3 separate regions of the Homo sapiens genome follow, and regions 1 and 2 are each linked to region 3. Evidence: chromatin contacts called from ENCODE Hi-C or POLR2A ChIA-PET data. All regions are on one chromosome and are shown on one strand. The core of a region is the stretch at or near the end of the contact, and the rest is flanking DNA. Distances in the headings are between cores, read along the strand shown.

Region 1 (5,005 bases), core at 2,149-4,648, 210 kb after region 3:
GGTCAGGAAGGAGACATGAATTTTAAGGGTTTTACTACCAAATGTCCTTTGCTTTATTATTATCATTATTATTATTATTATTTTTAAACAGGGTCTTGCTCTATCTCCCAGGCTGGAGTACAGTGGCTGGAGCGTGGCCCACTGCAGCCTTGACCTCCCAGGCTCATGTGATCCTCCCACCTCTTGGCCTCCCGAGTAGCTGGGACTACAGGCACACACCACCACACACAGCTAATTATTGTTTTTTTTTTTTTTTTAGAGATGAGGTTTTGCCATGTTGCCCAGGCTGGTCTCAAACTCCTGAGTTCAAGCAATCCTCCCACCTTGGCCTCCCAGAGTGCTGGGGTTACGGGTATGAGCCACTGCACGTGTCCCTTTGCTATGTTTAGAAATTTTTAAAATAAAAAACAGTTATCCATGTTTATGGTAGAAAATTTTGAAAGTAAGAACCATCTAAATAAATATCACCCATTACCTCATTAACCAAGGATAATGCTATAAACATTACTGTTTTCTTTTTCTTTATTTATTTCTTCTTCTTCTTCTTTTTTTTTTGAGCCAGAGTCTCCCTCTGTCGCCAGGCTGGAGTGCAGTGGTGCAATCTCGGCTCACTGCAACCTCCGCCTCCCTGGTTCAAGCAATTCTCCTACCTCAGCCTCCCGAGTAGCTGGGACTACAGGCACCTGCCACCATGCCCAGCTAAATTTTCTTGTATTTTTAGTAGAGATGGGGTTTCACCATGTTGGCCAGGATGGTCTCAATCTCCTGACCTTGTGATCTGTCCACCTCAGCCTCCCGAAGTGCTGGTATTACAGGCATGAACCACCGCACCCGGCCTCTTCTTTTTCTTTCAAAATTGTGTTTACATTTTCAATATAAAAGTGGCATAGAAAATGTGGAAAACAGGGAAAAGAAGAAAAAAAGTCCATAATTATTCCACCTTAACTACTATCAAAATTTTGGTACATTTTTTCCTTAGGTTCTTTTTTGTCTTTATGAATAACATTCCTCCTTTAACATGGCAGCAACCAAACTGTATATACAATTTAGTATTATGACACTTTTGCCTGACATCATCAGAAGCTTTTTCAGGGTGACAAGTTTTGTTTTCAAAAATTTTCATTTCTACCAGCACTCTAATACTACATAGAGTAGTTATATTGTTGCTTACATTAAACTATTTCCCTAGAGTTAAAATTTAGTTTGTTTCCAGAATTTGTTATTAGAAATACCATTGTGTCAACAGTACTACACTAATAATTTTATTTTATTTTATTTTACTTTTGAGATGGAGTTTCACTCTTGTTGCCCAGCCTGGAATGCAATTGCACAATCTTGGCTCACCGGAACCTCCGCCTCCCAGGTTCAAGCGATTCTCCTGCCTCATTCTCCCAGGTAGCTGGGATTACAGGCATGTGCCACCATGCCCGGCTAATTTTGTATTTTTAGTAGAGATGGGGTTTCTCCATGTTGGTCAGGCTGGTCTCGAACTCCCGACCTCGTGTGATCCGCCTGCCTCGGCCTCCCAAAGTGCTGGGATTACAGGCGTGAGCCACCGCGCCCGGCCTATAAAATTTTTTAAAGATCCTGGAAGTGGTATAATTCTGTTATCTCAAGTTGTTTCTATTATGTAACAGACAATTATTGAGTGCCTTGATACATGCAGGATGTTAGAATAGCTAACAGAATAAGATATAGACCCTATACTCTGGAGACTAGTCATATAGCAGAGATAGATACTTATACCACACCTTTAAGTTCACCTTGAGAAGTACTACAATAGAAGTGCCAGGATCTAATGTACAGAAATCATTTGTTCTGTATTTGGCTCATAGTAAGTGCCCAGTAACAAAATGATGACAATAATGATGACTGCAGCCACCACACTTTTTCTTTTTGAGACAGAGTCTTGCTCTGTTGCCCAGGCTGGAGTGCAGTGGCACGATCTCAACTCACAGCAGTCTCCACCTCCCAGTTCCAGCGATTCTCCTGCCTCAGCCTCCCAGGTAGCTTCAATTACAGCATATGCCACCATGCCCAGCCAATTTTTGTATTTTTAGTAGAGGCAGGGTTTCACCATGTTGGCCAGGCTGGTCTCGAACTCCTGACCTCAGGTGATCTGCTTGCCTCGGCCTCCCAAAGTGCTGGGATTACAGGCGTGAGCCACTGCACCAGGCCAGCCACCACATTTCTCATAGAATCATTTAAATGCTGGTTTCCGTGATCCACATTTATAGAAAAACAAAATCAAGAGAGCAACGAAAAGTTACTCATTAATTATAAAATCACTGCTAACCCACTATATGTCTAGGCTATGGCAGCAAATAGCAAAGATTATGAAGTTCCTTTTAATTGCTAAGACAAAGTTCCTCATAGAACACAAACCACTTCCATAGTAATATACTAATAGTGTGAGGTCAAACCAACTTAAATGCTGTCAGACAGCATGACTGTCCTCTTCTGAACATGACATGGGTCAGATAGAGTTATTTTTAGATAAGAGATAAGTCAGCTTAACTACACTTCTATGTCTTTAAAAATAAAAGCCCATATAACTTTGGGGACCAAGACAGATTAAGGGAATGCTAAAATTTTCCATAGGTAGATTTTTTTTTTTTTTGCATGTAATTCCTGATTCCCACCATTGCTTTCAGCAGCCCGGTCCACAGACCTGAACAATGGTTAATGTTTAAAAAGGTACAGCGTGTTCTGCTTAACAACTCTGCTCATTTCCTCTTCCTGATGGTGCTGCTGTGATTGCAGAACTCAAGTAAGGGCTTTTTACTATATGAGAATACATGAGAAATGATGCTCAAGTCATAATAAATGTGAGATTAAGGTCACTTGAAGATAAGAAGGTTGCAGCCTTAAGGAAAAACTTCAGTTGGCTTGGACCTCTGCGGGGGCAGGTTTACTGTAGTTTGTGGAAATAACCCACAGCTACTACTGAAATATGTGTAAGGATTTCAGACAGGAAATGAAGGAAATGCTGCATTAAACTAAAAGCACTTTAGGATTTAAATAAGCCGAATATAGATTCTCTGGTGAGAATTTGATCAGGGCACTGCTGGCATTGGCCCACCCTCTCATCTACAGTAGTGGAATTACAGTCTGCCTATCAAGTCCAGAATACAAAGTGCTTTCAGTCCTCTGACTATCCTCTTTCCTCTTTTATTAATTCCATTTCTCATTAAAATCCCCTGTACAATGTTCCATGAGAGTGAGCTCAAGGCAGCTACTGACATTTCCCATAAATGATACGCCCAATCTTCTTCCTACTAATCCAATTAGTTCTACTTCCTTCAAACTTCATTCAAAACTCAACTCATCTGATCTATGCCTGATGACCTTACAGTCATTCCTTGTCACTGTAAACCCTCAGCAGTTATTGTTGACTGATTTGCTCACTATGACCATGTGTTTACTTGTGCCTGGCATTAGGCTTGGTGCTGGGGCTACACTGATGAGTAAACCCCAGTCACTGCCCTCATGGAGGTCACAGTTCACATGAAAAAAACATCCTAATAAACTGTGATAAGGGCAATGGTCAAGATAGGCATGCGGAAGTATGAGGACAAGACATTCATCCTCTGGGGTGTCAGAAGGCTTCCTGGAAAAGCTGATGCCTGAGCTGGATTTTCAAGTAGAGGAAGGTCGGGGAGATATAGATGGTAGGTAGTGTAATCCATGAACAGTTGAGATGGCCCTGTGTGCCATGGTATGCTTGGGTGTATTCATGACTTTCACTTCATGAGAAGTTCCCTGTATTTGGGTTCTTTTCCTACAATTGAATTATAAGCTCTTCCAGGAACCATATTTTCTACTTATTTTGCCTTCTTCCCCTTGGGTCTCTTACAGTCCCCAGAGAGTTTTAAAGAGTTGTGTTTCACCATCCTGGGAAACACACTGCTGACTCACTGACCACCTCCAGGCCACTCTGCCCACCGTGTGTTAACAAGACTGTGTGGCCATGGAAAGATATGTAAGGCTGCAAGCCTTTTATCAGCTGTCAGGATAGACCCAGGAAGACACACAGGTCTGACTCAAAGCACATATATACTGCCTAATGGAAGAAACCATCCAAACCACTTACCCAGAAGTTCCACAAGCCCATCACATGCCATCCTTCCACTATTTCATATTCTTAGCCTTTGGTATGGTGATTTAAATTTTACATTCAAAGAGTTCTGCACCAATATTTCTATTAAGATTTCATTGGATAATTTTAAAAAGTCACTAAGCAAGTATGGAATGGATTTTCTACTCATCCCACAGAAACAGAAAGTAACCATTTTTTAAAATTAAAATCTTAAAATTGATATGGTGGATACTTTTACTGAGGTGGTCCCTGCCTCAAAAGTTGCCACTGCTGGGCAACTCACTGTCCTCTCTTAAGTCATGTGACTTTCTTTAGCAGTGGAAATACTTAGTGCACCTCATGAGTCTTGGAGAGTTTCGTTGAGTTCCTTTGCTTTGCAATGAGAAGATCGGATCCAGGTTGAGGTTGAGGGCGGGTATATGTGCTTTGTTTCCGGCCTCATATTTGGCCTCTAGGTAAATAGAACTCCACATTTCAAGGCTACCAAATCTTTCATGGATGGTTAAATCCCAATCCCTCCCCCACTCCAGGGTCAGGGGTGGAGGAAGGAGGAGAGGTAGAACAACAGGGTAAACTGAAAACAATCAATCAAAAAAAGACAGAAAAAAAGCACCGAGCCAGTTTCACAGGCTCCGTTGCTCCAAAGCCATCATTTCAAGGTTATGGCTTTAAAATTATGGAGGAGGCAGCTTTCACCTGAGCCCTCCTTAATGGAAACAGCTGGAATCTAGCCTGCCTTTGGAAATAAGAGAGGACAATCCTGGAGCATAAAGCCAGCTGGGAAAAACTGGTCACTGAACACAAAGCTTTTTGAACTACCAAATAAAATACATGGGTACTTTATTTCCGATGACCCAGTAGCAGGGCCTAAATCATATTTGAGTGTGAAAATGAAATTAATGGCCT
Region 2 (4,681 bases), core at 1,883-4,382, 160 kb before region 3:
ATGAAGTACTGATAACATGCTACGATATGGCTATATCTACAAAACATGTTGAATGAAAGAAGCGAAACACAAAACATCACGTATTGTATGATTCCATGTATGTGAAATACTGTATCCAGAATTGATAAATCTATAGAAACAGAATGCAGATTGACAGTGGTCAGGGCTGTGGAGGAAGGGGTAACAAGAAAAAACGCTTGATGGGTAATGGACTTTACTTTGGGGTGATGGAAATGTTTTGGAACTAGATAGAAGTAGGTGATGGTTACACTGAGTTGTCGACCTTAAAATGATTGATTTTATGTTTTATAAATTTCATCTCAGTGAAATTTAAATCAATTATAAATTGATCTTTTAAAGTCAGAACTAATGACCTTTCATCCAAGATTGCTGCTGAGGGCTCTTCTGTTTTTTCTTTTCTAGATGGAGTCTTACTCTGCCGCCCACGCTGGAGTGCAGGAGCGATCTCGGCTCACTGCAACCTCCGCCTCCGGGATTCAGGCGATTCTCCTGCCTCAGGCTCCCTAGCAGCTGGGATTCCAGGTGTGCGGCACAGTGCCCGGCTAATTTTTGTATTTTTAGTAGAGATAGAATTTCGCCACGTTGGCCAGCCTGGTATTGAACTCCTGACCACAGGTGATCCATCCGCTCAGCCTCCCAAAGTGCTGAGATTACAGGAGTGAACCACCGCGCCCAGCAGCTGAGGGCATTTTCTTTGTTGAGGAAAGTAATAGTGATGATCAGATTTGTAATTTTCCTGTATTAAATGCCTAGAACTCTACAGTCAACAGATGGCGCTCTAGTTCCAATTGTTACAGAAGTTCTCTGCCCATCCGCAAGCAAAGCGTTGTTTTCATCAGTGAAAAGAGAATAAACACTGTGCTTTAACTTTTTTACGTAGCTAAAGAAAATAAATAAAGCGTCTTAATTCCTTTCAGAGATTACTTTCAACTCAATTATGAAGTTAATATTAGACAGCGACTTTTAGAACAGAAGTCATACTTGAAAATATTATGCATATCAAAACAGCAGATAGAGTTTTAAAAAGCAAGAGTTTTACAAGCAGATAGACCTGGATTCTAATTTAAACCCTACCATTTTCTCACTGTGCGTCCTTGAGCAATTTGCTGAAACTCTTTGAATCTCAGTTTCCTCTTCTGCAAAATTTTGACAATAATACCTACTTCTGAAGGTAGTTTTGACAATTAGAAATAATGTCACATGCTTTGCAAAACATTTAGTATGTAGTAACTACTCAGAAAGATATAGCTATTCTAATTAGTGACAGAGAACATACAAACATACAGGTAGGATTTCTCTGCCTTAGATCATATGTGTTTAAATGAGTTTGAAGCATCAGAGATCTAGTTGTAAATTCTGAGTAAGCTGAAAGTGTTATACGGTTATGCTTTCTCTAAACCAATCATTGAAGTGATGCCATATTAATATGGCAGAAAGTTTGTAATATATTTTTAGGTAGAGAGAAAAAAACAGATTATAAAATGGTAATATAGTGTCATCCCAATTTTGTTTAAAAACAGTATACATCTAGTAAGATATAAACCAAAATGTTAAGGTTAGTTATCACTGGTTTATGAGACTATAGTTTATTTCTATATTTTTAACACTTTTCTGCATTTTTAATATTTTCTATAATAAATAAGTATTCATTTTTCATGACAAAAAGAAATGTCATGTAATAATATGAAGTCAAACATATATCAAATATTGATACTGCAAAAGTTTTCTTTTGTGAACCAGTTGAATCCATAGAAGGACCGCTCTCAGAGCTCAAACACAGTGCTCCAGGGTGCTACCTGCTGCTTAGAATTCTCCATAGGAGAAACGAGAAAAAGAAAAACCAAGCCCAGTTATGCTTCTCTGTGCCAGTTTTTCAAGCCAGCATATATAGAAGTATCTAGAAGATATACAAATGATTAGGAAACAGGAAGTTCAGCCAGCCACATTATTTAGGATCATGTCAAATACATCCCTAAAAATTAAAAAGTAATAATGATTTCCGTATTTCTTATTAATCTTAATTCGTGAGACAAGGCCTTTGTATCAATTCATAATAAATTTAGGAGTATTCGTGAAAAATTTTAAATACAATATATACTTTGACCAGCAACCCCACTTCATGGACACTGACCTACAGAAAGACACATTTGTGTACCAAGTTTCATGGCCAAGAATTGTACAGGAAAACATTGTAAGAACAAAGATTTCCACTAAAGGGGAAATGATTTTAACATTATGAGACATTTATACTATGTAATGCTATCCATCTGCCAAACAGAATGCTATAGACTTCTACATATGGACATGGAATGATCTCCTACACGTATTAACTGTAAGAAAAATAAGCAAATTCAAGAACTATTTCCCAAAGAAACCCCTTTTATGTTTTAATAAATCTATATGTGTGTATAGATTTGTATATTTATATATGTAAATACATAGAAATATTGAAAAGGTCTAGAAAGATACATACCCAGTTATTAACAATGACTATGTCTAGGAAAGGTCGTTTTTAAAACTTTATATTTTCTGAATTGTTTTAATTCCTTCATACACACACATTTCCATTTATAAACTTGAATTCAGTTGAACTCTTGGCAGGGATGGAAGACATGGTGTCCATCTAGCCACAGAGACATAACTGATAGCTCAGACTGGTAGGAGAATCAATTAACGCACTCATTCAACAAACATTTATTGAATATTTACAAGATGCCAAGCCTATGCTAGAAACTGTAGGTGCAAAAATGAAAATAGTAAAACATTGTCTCTGTCTTCAAATTTTCCACGAAGGTATACATACCTCATTAAAAAAATCTGGATTTTCACTTGTTCTTTATCTTATATGTTTTTTATAAAGTTAGTAGAAACAACGGTTTCTTAGTGTTGCAGAAAACGCAGTAATGAATCATTAACAATGAATCATTAACAATGAATCAACAGTGGCTCGAGGAAACATCTTTATGACTTACATCATTAAGATTTGAAGAATTGATTCTGCTCCCACCTCCTAACATATACCCTTCTACCCCTAAGCTCACGGTTGATGCCAAAATCTCTTTATTGTGAGTTACACGGAGACAGGAGCAGCGACGCAAGCTACGTGAAGTCTACTAAATCCACTGTTGCCCTCTCGGTAAACCAGTATGAATGCAGCAACAGGAAGGACCACAAGATGGCAGACTGGAAACGAGTCATGGAGCCTACAGCAGGCGATGAGGTGCTACAGCCAGTGGAATCCCGTAGCCCTGGCATCTGAAGAGAGACTGGGAAGGGCTTTATAGATCTGTTGAACGGAGGGATCAGAGCGAAGAACAATTTTGGCACCACTCTAGTGCTTGCTCACATCTCTTAGTGTTCTATTTAGTTGTTTTTACCATCTAAAAAACAAACCATGTTCATCTCTTCTTCCCACCCCAAATAGATAGTCATACTCATCAAAATCAATCATAGCTTTCTATTTTAGTATGATTGAGTAGCAGAATTTTTAAATTGGACAGGATCTCCCCAAATTTGAGGATGAGGTGCTTCATGCATAGGGAGGAGGCAGAAAGATAGATAGGGACCTGGTGGGACAAAGAAGCACAAGTCCACATTGTCATAAGGAAAGGCTCTTTTCATGATGTATGGGGACTAGGGTTGAGAAATTATTTTCAGGAAGTTGTGTGAGTAAGGCCAAAACTGTAATTTTCCAGACTTTATACCTGTGCATGCAGAGACACATAGGTAAAGATGTTGAGTAATGTGAAAGTGTACATTGGTGCTGCTGTTCTTATTTAAGCAGATAAAGTATCTACATAACCTATGATCCAGCCATTTCATTCCTGGGCATATATCTCAAATAAATCCTCACACAGGCTTGCAAGCATATATGCACAAAGATGACAGTGTGGTTTGTAGTGTCCAGCAACTGGAGGTAACCTGGGTGCTCATAATTGGGAGAGTAGATAAGTAAGTGGTGGCTTACAGATATTTACAGGATCATGCATAAAAGGGCAAATGGCCAAGCAGCACATATTTTGACCTGCCAACACGGTGTTGACCAGGATGGCTCTTGGAGACAGAAGGAGCAGACATCTGGGACCTCCAATATTGTCCTATCATACTCTGAGACAGTGCACAGCAATCTGGCAGGGCCAACTGTCTGACTCTAGGAAAAGGACATTGAACCTTGAGCTAGGAGGTTTGAAAGCTGTGATTGAGGTGGCATTGGCCTCTTTTGAAAAGCAAAATCCCAAAGTGTATTTTGAGAACATTGATAATTTGTTGTCAAGACAAGTTGCATAAAAAGCCGGCCCGGCACGGTGGCTAATGCCTGTAATCTTAGCACTTTGGGAGGCTGAATGGGTGGATTGCCTGAGCTCAGGAGCTCAAGACCAGCATAGACAACATGGTGTAACCCTATCTCTACTAAAATGCTAAAAAATTAGCCTGGCATGGTGGTGCGGGCCTGCAGTCCCAGTTACTTGGGAGGCTGAGGCATGAGAATCACTTGAACCCGGGAGACGGAGGTTGCAGTGAGCCGAGATCACACCACTGCACTCTATCCTGGGCCACAGATCAAGACTCTGTCAAAAAGAGAAAAAAAGGCAAAAGTAGAATAATTAATACTGTGTGGTATAGACACAGAGTCAAATTTATTGACCAGAACAGAATAGAC
Region 3 (4,717 bases), core at 782-3,281:
TTTTTTGATAGTGTGTAAATACAAAAGAAATACTAAACTAAATTAGATGCTAAGGATTATGTGAAATCACAAGTGTCATAGTAAGCTCTCATTCCAAGTTTTTGTATTAATCAAAACAACCTTAGTTTCATTTATTGACTATATACTGAGGAAATTTATTCAATTTGAACTTATAAGGTTATTTTATGAATAAAATATCGTTTCTATGTAGTAAAATTCCATTTACATTTTTATTTAAGAGGAATTACTTCTGCAAAAAAAAACGCTAGAAATAACTTGAAATGTACATTCCGAAACAAATAGTATATGATTCTCCACACAAAACTTAGCTTGATAACAAAAGCATAAAACAGTTACCTTGTTTCCTGAGATTTTATAAAATCACACACTACACACACCATATATAAGGCAACTACCAGAATCTGCTTACTAGTTAAAAATACTTGCTCTTCCCACTTGGTTTTGCACAACACCTGCAATTTAATCAGGATGTTTTTGGGTGTGCCTGTACTTCCCTGTCAACATTTCAGTTTTGGGCAAACGCCAACCTGTAAGAGATTTTCATCTGGAGACTGTTTCCCTTCTTGCAACATCAGTTGTACTGTTGCCAAAAACATCACCCTACTAAGGGAACATCCCCTTTTATTCACTCCCATCCATTTCTGGACTCAAATAATAAACACTTAGTCCTGCATCTGAATGAAGCTTTTTTTTTTTGCCTTTTCTTCACCTAAAACAATTCTCACTAACCTCAGGGGGTCAATCTTTTTCAACATGTTCTTAATACCCCAAGTACTAAGCTACTCTGTTTTTTGTTTGTTTTTTGTCTTTTTGCTTTTGTTTCATTTTTTTTGTCAAAAAGGCTCATAATATTTGGGGCTGCAAACTATTCATCATCCTGAGAGAATTCAGCTCTCTAATTCTGCACAGGAGTAGAACAGGCATTTCTGTTTCTACCCATTGTGGTATTTTAAAATATTAACCTCAAAAGATGCTCCATATCATACGTTATCAAGGAAATTCAAACTGAAACAATGAGATACCACTACACACCTTTGAGAATGAACAAAACCCAGAACTAACAACATCAAACGCTGACTAGGATGTGAAGCACAAGGACCCATTTATTGCTGGTAGGAATGCAAAATAGTACAGCTACTATGGAAGACAATTTGGCAGCTTTTTAAAAACTGAACACTCTTAACATATGATCCAGCAATCCTGCTCCTTGGTATTTACCAAAGAAATGGAAAACTTAGGTCCACACAAAAACCTGCACACAGATGTTTATAACAGCCTAATTCATAATTGCTAAAATTTGGAAGCAACTGAGATGTCCATCAGCAGATGAATGTATAAATAAACTGAGGCACATCCAGAAAATGGACTATTACTCAGTGCTAAAGAGAAATGAGCTATCAAGCCTTGAAAAGACATGGAGAAAGCTTAAATGCTTGTATACTAAGTGAAAGAAGCCAAACTGAAAAGTTACATACTATATGACTCCAACTATAGGATATTCTGCAAAAGGCAAAAATATAGAAACAGTAAGATGATCAATGGTTGCCAGGGGTTAGAAGGGAGGGAAGGAGGAATAGCCAGAGCACAGGGGGTTTTCATGACAATGAAAATACTCTGTATGATACTATATGGTGAATTCATGTCATTATACATTTGTCCAGACTCGTAGAATATACATCACCATGAGTGAACCCTAATGCAAATTATGGATTTGAGGTGATTATATTGTGTCAGTGCAGGCTTATCAACTGTAACAAATGTAACATCCTGATAGGAGATTTTAATAGTGGTGGAGGCTATGCATGTGTAGGGGTGGGGAGTATACAGGAAATCTCTATACCTTCCTCTCAATTTTGCTGTGAATCTAAAATTACTCTAAAAAATAGTCTTTTAAAAAATGCTAATCTCCTCAGTACCTATATACCAACACAGAGCTTTGTCCTTTTTTACAAGGTAGACACCCTTTGTTAAGCGTGATCAAACCTGTGAGCCAATTTCCTAGAAAAAATGTAATGCTAGGGGAGACTGTTCTGATTACCAAACAATGACTCAGTGTGTTAAAAGGGCAAACCTAAACTGAAAAAATCCTGTTGAAGACAGGCATGGTTTCCTGAGAAAGAAGATTATGAACAAGTAAGCTATATTTATCTAGATCTGGGTCTGCATTCTGTTAGAAATACTTTTGTTTTTCATCACTATTGCATTTTTAATATTCCAGCAAACTGTGATTGCTTAAATTGCTCAAAGATGTTAAATATTTATACTTTTGTGGAAGTCTTAAGATCAAGAAGAAAATGCACCTAATAGAAACAATCTGCTGGAGTGGTCAATAGGCCTGTTTAGACTGTGGCGGATGACATTATTCAAGCTGGCGAGTTATTTAGACTTGGATATTTTAAAGAGTAGAAATACTAAATAGCTAAATTCTATCACACTCAATAATTATTTGTATAATATTGAAGATATGATATTAGAATATTTTCTTTCAAAAAACTATGCTGAGTCTGTTCTGCTATGTGCCAGTTCATTGCATATGTACAGTAAAAAATTAGAAGTTTACCTTCAAATATCTAAAAAAAAAGTAATAATAAATTAGATAATTCCTAAGACTAAAGAACAAAACGAAAACTTTTATTTTCACTGTGGCCTTCAATATACTTCCCCATACATATAAACTTTTCTTCCTAGCTCATTACACACAAGCCACTCTGAGCTTCTTTCAGTTCCTAAACATACCTAATTTCATGCTTGCTTAAAGACTTTCTACCTGCCATTCCTTTTTCTGGAATATTCTTCCCCAATTTTTCACAAGATTTAACCACAAGAGCAGGGAATTTTAAAAGCAGGGACTTGGGAGTACGAATACCAGGACACTGTGAATTAATATATGTAAATGACTGAAATATAATTAAGTGCTTAATAGTTATAGGTCATTATTGTGTTGCTTGTCATCATTAGCCTTCTATTCTCAGCTCTGATGTTACCTCCCCGTAGAAAGAAGCCCCCTCTGAACATTGAAAGTAGAGATTCTCCTGCCATCCTTCCTTCTCCAACCTGGTCACTCTCTGTCACATCACCTTTTCCATTTCCTCCCTGCAAATGAGGATTGCCTAATGAATAGCATTTTATAGAAAGGCTAAACTCTGGAAACACTTGCCATATTTTTAATAGTCAAATTCTTTCTCTAGTTTCTGTAGGTAAAGAATTTGTTAAACTTGTCCCAATGAAAGTGACAAAAAGTCAGCACTTATTTTTAGATAAGTAGAACAACCATCTAAATGGCATTACAGACTGGGCATGGTGGCTCATGTCTGTAATCCCAGCACTTTAAGAGGCCAAGGCGGGCAGATTGCTTGAGCCCAGGAGTTCGAGATCAGCCTGGGCAATATAGTGAAATCCCATCTCTATAAAAAATAAAAATAAAAAATTAGCTGGGCATGGTGGTGTGCACCTATAGTCCCACCTACCTTGGTCGTACCACTGCACTCCAGCCTGGGTGACAGAGTGAGACCCTGTCTCAAAAAAAATTAAATTAAATTAAATTATATTACAGCATAGTGGTTTGTTGTTTGTGGCAAAAGAAGCCAGAACAAAGAAATCAGTGACTATATATAACATGCTTTCTTTCTTTGGGCAAGTCAGGCAGTAATATATTTTGGAGACAGTGTCTAGGAAGGTAACAGGAAGACTCTTCACATTTTAAAATCTAAGACAACCACACTGAGTTATTTATATTAAATTTGGGTGGGAAGTATGGCAGAGAAGAGAAGAATCTTGGGCATGATTTTCCAGCATCCTCTCAGAGACCCTAATTATTCTCTATCTCTTCTTGAAAATTAAAAATTTTTACTTTATGAAAATCATTACCCAAAAATATGATATTGCCTGAAAACATAAATACATTTCACAAAATGTTACATAAACTCTTGCACACTGGATGTAGTAAATCATTAAATATAGTGTTTATCCCCTAACTTTTGAAAAAGTTAACTTGGAGACAAATCAAGAAGGCAAATCAGTGTCCTTTGGTGCCCATTCGAAAAAGTCCTGGGGTAGAATTGATGGTTGACCTGACCACCCTGTTTCCAACATGAACATGCTGATATTCCGATATTTATTCTTCCCATCCCTTTCTCAGGTCATTATTTCACCCCTCCCCATCTTCAGATGAAAAGAGAAAGAAAGAGAACACTGCCATGGTAAGGTAGATTTAGGTTGGGTCTTCTTCCCACACTTTAGTCTTCTACCTGAGATCATCCTGTTAGAGTTTAGTGTACTTAACAAGTCCAGATGTCTCTGACAGTGATCTCTTCACCAAACACTTTTTTAGTACTTCTCACTATAACAACTCCACTCATCACAGGCAACCCAACCTTCTTATTTCACAATCGTTTGTTTTACAAACAAGAATCCTAAAGCCAAGAGAAAGTGAACAACTTATCAGGTTTATTCCAAATCAGCATAGAAGATGATATGGGAACTCATTTCCAACAAATTTCTTGACTCATGGATGAAATGGGAGACAAGTTGCTTCATTTCATGTTTTGAAATAACTAAGTATTTCTTCTCAAGTTTGTTCTTATAAGGGCCCCTAGGATAAAGAGCAGCCTGATTCTTGCATAACCACTTGGAGTGGGAGAAAGGGAAAGTCATGTCCTGTGAGGGTGACTGGGAGGCAATGGGGAGGGTGAAGGAT

Evidence for each region. A loop is a pair of places that touch in the nucleus more often than their neighbours do. ChIA-PET counts read pairs that join two places held with the same protein, here RNA polymerase II (POLR2A). Pooled maps may share reads with other maps.
Region 1: a pooled map shows a loop between it and region 3 (5-fold over the local background). The contact joins two enhancer-like sites. A Hi-C loop is called at or near these places in 5 of 50 pooled maps. POLR2A ChIA-PET finds 5 or more read pairs at or near these places in 2 of 52 experiments (A673 and activated T-cell).
Region 2: a pooled map shows a loop between it and region 3 (5-fold over the local background). The contact joins the promoter of LINC02458 here to the enhancer-like site in region 3. A Hi-C loop is called at or near these places in 5 of 50 pooled maps. POLR2A ChIA-PET finds 5 or more read pairs at or near these places in 2 of 52 experiments (MCF 10A and activated CD4-positive, alpha-beta T cell).

The regions. Positions count from the first base shown.
Region 1 is chr12:89,387,538-89,392,542 of GRCh38, forward strand. All of the region lies in intron 9 of POC1B-DUSP6 (POC1B-DUSP6 readthrough), which reads right to left. All of the region lies in intron 1 of LOC124902980 (a long non-coding RNA gene), which reads left to right. Among named protein-coding and RNA genes, the nearest start is that of DUSP6, 38 kb to the left of the region's middle. Within about 2 kb of position 3,399, at least 8 of the 41 ENCODE cell types and tissues checked have a DNase peak (open chromatin) inside an H3K27ac peak, as active enhancers do.
Region 2 is chr12:89,016,560-89,021,240 of GRCh38, forward strand. It overlaps LINC02458 (long intergenic non-protein coding RNA 2458), which reads right to left and starts at 3,133. Exons shown (of 3, transcript NR_038385.1): 1 at 2,994-3,133.
Region 3 is chr12:89,179,645-89,184,361 of GRCh38, forward strand. No RefSeq gene overlaps it. Among named protein-coding and RNA genes, the nearest start is that of LINC02458, 160 kb to the left of the region's middle. Within about 2 kb of position 2,032, at least 4 of the 41 ENCODE cell types and tissues checked have a DNase peak (open chromatin) inside an H3K27ac peak, as active enhancers do.